2 separate regions of the Homo sapiens genome follow, and region 2 is linked to region 1. The links are chromatin contacts, found by Hi-C or POLR2A ChIA-PET in ENCODE. All regions are on one chromosome and are shown on one strand. Each heading gives the region's core, a stretch centred on a gene start or an enhancer-like site at or near the end of the contact. The rest is flanking DNA. Distances are from core to core; before and after follow the strand shown. Region 1 holds the start of STOML1 (stomatin like 1). Region 2 holds the start of TLNRD1 (talin rod domain containing 1).

What was found. A loop is a pair of places that touch in the nucleus more often than their neighbours do. ChIA-PET counts read pairs that join two places held with the same protein, here RNA polymerase II (POLR2A). Pooled maps may share reads with other maps.
Region 2: a loop to region 1 is called in a pooled map, with 7 times the contacts of the local background. The contact joins the promoter of TLNRD1 here to the promoter of STOML1 in region 1. A Hi-C loop is called at or near these places in 5 of 50 pooled maps. POLR2A ChIA-PET finds 5 or more read pairs at or near these places in 2 of 52 experiments (BJ and activated T-cell).

The regions. Positions count from the first base shown.
Region 1 is chr15:73,990,872-73,993,621 of GRCh38, forward strand. It overlaps STOML1 (stomatin like 1), which reads right to left and starts at 1,424. Exons shown (of 7, transcript NM_004809.5): 1 at 1,220-1,424. The coding sequence starts at 1,352. RefSeq lists enhancers at 701-830, 891-960 and a silencer at 1,091-1,650.
Region 2 is chr15:80,999,574-81,002,323 of GRCh38, forward strand. TLNRD1 (talin rod domain containing 1) reads left to right here and starts at 1,350. Exons shown (of 1, transcript NM_022566.3): 1 at 1,350-2,750. The coding sequence starts at 2,699. It overlaps LOC128071545, which reads left to right and starts at 2,569. Exons shown (of 1, transcript NM_001414893.1): 1 at 2,569-2,706. The coding sequence starts at 2,569. The coding sequence ends at 2,706. RefSeq lists silencers at 978-1,667, 1,708-2,167, 2,518-2,647.

The DNA of each region.
Region 1 (2,750 bases), core at 174-2,673:
AAAACACATTCCTCCTATACCATCAGCCCCAGAAGTGTGCTTTCCAGGAGTCCTTATGAAGATGATGCCTTAGCCTACAGGGATAAATCATAAATAGCTTATCAACGGGAGCCACAGATGAGGAATTAGATTATTATTTTCTATTCCACACCCAACTTTAATGCCTTAATGACCATTAAAAAATGCCTATTTCACGAGATGGCGCCACTGCACTCCAGCCTGGGGGACAGAGCGAGACTCCATCTCAAAAAAACAACAAACAACAAAAAACAAAAACAAAAAAAAACCCTGCCTATTTCAATTCAAGAAAATTGTTAGGGGTCGGGGTCAGGGGCAGGGCTAGAAAGATGAGGCTTATCCAAGCCAAATGTCCTGGCCCCTGGAGATTCAGGAGCCCAAGTTGGGAGCAAAGCCGAGACAGCTCCAGAATCTGGGATGAGGTTATTTGCCGCTTTCCTCCCAACCCTGGACAGGAAGCAGTCGGGAGCCCTGCTCCATTCTTCCAGGAAGCCCTGCCCTCTGGGCTAAGCCCCAGAGCACTGAGGCTCCACTTTGTGCCTGGCTCTGATCCACCAGGCCTCTCAAGAGACTTCTGGATAGGGAGAGCTTTCAGGACAGGAAGGCCAGGGAGGGATCAAATCCAAGGTTAGGCGGTTAGGCTGAACAGCGTGGGATCTGGCCTGTAGGCCAAAGGAGCCACAGAAGACTTTGAGGGCAAGACAGAAGCAGGGCAGATCCAACAGGCAGCTGAGGACCTGTCATTTTGGCCTGCACATCCAGGAGATGCCTAGTTCCCGGGCTTCTAGAGGTGCCCCCTAGGGCGAAAATTCTTCCATTTCCCTGCAGCAGGTGCCTTTAGGGTGCTGGTGGCCTCCTCTGCCTAGACCTCGGTTTCTTCTATGCGAAATAGAAACCTGAAACGTCTTCCCAGGCCTAAAGGGCTGATAAGAGCCGAGGACAAATGTGGTGAGGTGAGGTTTTGGAAGATAGGAGCAACGCTGGCTGGCTCTGGGGCCAAAGCCCCATGACCCTAGGGAGGGCGGATCGGCGCTAGCACCAGGCGCCGGGTCCAGCCCCCTCTCCACATCGTATCCCTTTCTCAGTCCCCCCTCGTAGGGTGCGACGGCACCGGGCCGGCCGACTCCTCGGAGGCAGAGATTCGGGCCTGGGGGTTGCCGGCCGGTCCCCCCCGGCTCCGCCGTGCCAGGCGGCCACTCACCGGCCCCTGTCCCCACGCCGCCCCGCTCCGGGGACAAGCAGCCCTTCTGCGAGCCCAGAAAGCCGAAGCTCGACTGCTGGAAGCGGTCAAAATCACCCAGGGGCAGCGCCCGGTACCCAGACCTGCCGAGCATGGCTTTTGACAGGAGACACGCCCCGCGCCTCCGCGCGGCGCCCTCCCTGGCCAGTGGGCCCTACGCGGCCCCGCCCTCCTGGCTGCTGCTTCCGGCTTCACCCGCGCGGCCACCCGCGGCGGCGCGGGCGCAGGAAGAGGAGGCCGGCCGGGGCCCGCTTCCGCCGTCGCATGGCTCCCCCTGCGCTGGGAGGACCGAACTGCAGCCCAGGGCTACTGGGTGTGATCGGCGTTCCTCGGACCCCGCTGGGGTCATCGCCTCCTCCCCTCTTCTCCTACTCAGCCCTAGAAAAGCTGGAGGGGAAGCTGGGCACGGTGGCTCACTCCTATAATCCATCAATTTGGGAGACTCAGGCAGGAGGATCGCTTGAGGCCAGGAATTCAGGACCATCCTGAGCAACATAGTGAGAGCCCATCTCTACAAAAAATTTTTAAAAATTAGCCTGGCGTGGGATGCCTGCCTGTGGTCCCAGCCACTTGGGAGGCTGAGGCGGGAGGATCTCTTGAGTCCAGGAGTTTGAGGCTGCAGTGAGCTATGATCGTGCCACTGCACTGCAGTCGGAGCGAGAGAGCAAGATCTCATCAGGGTTTACAGGAAGCCAATCTTCTCCAGGATCAAGGACATGCTATATCAGCCTTCTCAGCACTCCTTCTCTCACACTGGAGGCAGGACATGCCATATCTGGACTTTGGGTTTCTCTGGGACATAGTCTGCAAATTATTCCTCTTTGTGAACCCACAGCCCAGCAAGCAGGGACTGGCATAGGGCAGGTCTCAATACTTATTTGTTAAGTAATGGCCTGGCCAGGTCACCGTGATCAAGGTGGAGTAGGAAGGCCTGAACTTTGGCACAAAAAGAAAGAAGTTTCACATGCAGACTTCGGGGAGCATGGGAGTGTAAGGAAGAAGGGGATAGCACAGAGCTACATGAGGGCAGGGGCCCCAGAGCACCACAGAGGTGAGGCCCTCAGTCCTGCAGGTCCAGAAAGAGCATGCCCCTTGATCCAGGTACCTGGAATTAACTTGCCTCTCCAGGGCTTGAGAAAACCTGAATGCAACTCGTGAATTTCCTTTGAGAAGTGTTAACTTCCAACAGGACTTTGGGGTAGTCTGGGAGCAGGCTATCTTCCAAAGCAAGCAAAGAAATGAATAAAGCTTCCCCAGCTCTGCCTCCTCAGCCAATCGCCTCTGGCCTCCGAAGCCCCATCCTGCCATAGCCCACTTCCAGGTCCCTTGTGCAGATGGCTGCCCACCATATTTGGCTTTCATGGACTGATTCTCTAAAGGCCTGGGAGTACTGACCAGGCTGGAGGGAAGGGCAGGCTCCTGAGGCCTTACAGTCCCTAGGAAGTTGCGTATCTGCCCAACCCCTGCTCTCCACCCTGCAGACTGTAAGGTT
Region 2 (2,750 bases), core at 100-2,599, 7.0 Mb after region 1:
ATCCATCCAGGTTTGAACCTGCTGTTCATGGTTAATTTATTAATAGCATGTCTCACAGTTCATTCTCAGAAATGCTTGGATATGGCCGATAAATTGAAACGTCATCCTAGTTAAAAGTAACGTTTTTAACTGGCTGGAGAAAGGTGACTTGGGGTTCTAGGAAGGGACAGAGGAACAAACATTCTGTTGGCTCAGCACGCCCAGCCTGTGTTGGGCTGGGCACCTTAGAGGACCTGTTTCAGGACTGCGTGACTGGCGTTTTGCTGGGAGTAGCCCAGGTGTTTTAACCACTTCCTGAAGAACAAGGTTCGGTAAAAAGAGGCTGGGGCGTAGGCGTGGGTTCCTGTCCCTGCCATATGCTGTCTTCCTGATCTTCGGAAGTCACTTCAAGCACCTGATCATCAGTTTCCTTATCTGTAAAACTGGAGTAGTAATGTTTCCCTCCAAACGCCGTCGTATTTAATTCATTTAACAGCAGCCACTATTATTCCATTATACAGACGAATAAATAGACGTTATGAGAGGGCAAAGTGCGCTGATCAGGGCTCATAATAATTCTAACAGCTACTGTTTAGGAACCAAGTACTCAAGCAGCCTGTGCACAATCTCTAATTTCTAGAAGAGAAGACGGATACTTGGAAAGAGAACTTGAACAATGTCATGGAACTCATAAATGGCTTGAGAAAGGCTGATCCTAGGAAATCTGCTTCAGAACCCGCGCTCTCACTGCATAAGGCGTATTTCAAGGGAGGAACGGGCAGGCATCTAGCACCACTCTTCGGACTCCCCATCCAGTGCTCTTTTCCTCTTTTCGTTACACTGCACTGCTGGTCGGAAACCCATCGTGGAAGTGGATCAAACACAACAAAGGGCAGGGGGCGTTGGAAAACCGGGCGAAGTCGCGCAGACCGAGACGACCCACCGGCCCCAGCAAATCACCAGGGGCCGAAATCCAGTGTCCTCCTCCCTTCAGCCCAGAAGCCAGGTCACCTTTTAGACTTGCTCTCTTGGCGGGGAGGAAGCGTGGAGCCCCCTGGTCCGGCTAAGAGCTTACGTAAGGCCCGCGGGCGGCTGCGCCCCGGTCTCCCATGGGTGTGCGCAGAGCCCCCGGGCCGGAGCAGGCCTTCCCCTGTCCGCTCCCCCAGTCTCTCGGCCCAGGACCACGGGGGAGTTCAGGACCACCGGCCCCACGCCGGCAGCGTCCGCGTTGGGCGGCGGCGTCCCCCGCAGCCACCCAGCTTCCCGGGGGAGGAGCAGCGCATCGCGCAAGCATCCGGGAGCGGCGGAGGGGGCGGGAGGAAGGGCGAGAGGAGGAAGCGGGATTTAAACGAAAGGCGGTGACGCCACACAAAAGATTTCTATAGGCTCCAGGGAGGTTACGGCCGAGGCGGCGGCGGCGGCGAGCCCGGGGGCGAGGCGCGGACGGGAACAGGAAAAGCCTCCGGCAGCCCCTGCGGGCGGCGGCGCAGCCACGGCCGCGCTCCGAGGTGAAGCCGCGCGCGGAGAGGAAGCGGGTGTTTTCCCCTCTGCCTTTCGGCCCCCGCCCTTCCTTTCAGTTTCTGCCCGCTCGCTCGGAAGTTGGCGGTTGACAAAAATGGCAGGAGCCGGGGCCCGGGCCGGTTGCCGCAGCGCCGCGGGGACCTTCTGAGTTGGCCCGGTGGCAGGGAGACTCGTGCAGGGGCGTCCGATGCGCGGGGCCCGGGGCCTCGGGAGAGCTCAGCTGCTGCGGGCCCCAGACGAGGCGACAGGGATGGACTTGCGTAGACAGCCAGCGCCGGGCCGCCGGGCGCGCGGTCTGGGAGGGCGTGCCGCCGCGGCGCCGGGCCGCGCTCTGTGAACCGGCGAGGCGGGAAGGGGCCGCCGTGGTGCTCGGCACGCCCGGGCGTGTGGCGGGCGGGCGAGAGCTTGAGCGCGATCCGGGCGGCCGCTGTGCGCAATCAGTGCAGGCTCCCGCCCGACTCTGACTCGGCGCGGCCGCGACAGTGCCGGCCACACCCTCTGCCCCGCTGCCGCCGGCGCCGCTTCCCAAGAGCTGGAGGCAGGAGATGCGCCCGGGGCGGCCGCGCGTCCCAGAGAGCCAGCCCCGGCCGCCGTCGCGGGGAAGTGCCGCCTGGTGGGGTCACGGCGCCTGAAGCCCACGTGCGCCGCCGAGCCCGAGGTGGCCTCGAGCGCGGCGGCTGACAGCACAGCCCGCCTGAGCTGCCTCCCGCGCTCCTCCCCGAGGAAAGGATTTTGATTTCAAAGAAAGGAAGGAAGGAAGGACAACTCCCAGCTTCCCCGTCCCGCCCTCCCCGCTCCGAGGGCCGCGCCAGGCCATGCCCAAGAAGGCGGCGGCGGCGGCGAACCAGCAGAAGGGACTTTCCTGGCAGCCCGGCGACGAGGAGCGCGGACAGTGAGTTTGCTCTGCCCCGGTTCATGGTTCCTGCAAGCCCTCTAGGAGGCCGAAAGCTGCAGCCCCTCCCCTTGCCCCGAAGAGCCTTCCGCGTTCTCTCGCCCTCGGGCCCACCCCGCGCCGCCCGGGCTCCCGCCGCCGCAGCCCAGTGCCCTCTGCCCGCGGCGGTGGATGGCATGATGGTGCGGGGAAGGCACCGCGGCCTTGGCCAGCTGAGTCGCGACGGCCGCCGGGGCGGCGGCAGTGGCCGCGGCAGCGGCGGTGGTAGCGGGCTCCCCAGCGGCATGCCAGTGCCCCCCGGGCGCGATGGCTAGCGGCAGCGCCGGGAAGCCCACTGGCGAGGCGGCTTCTCCGGCTC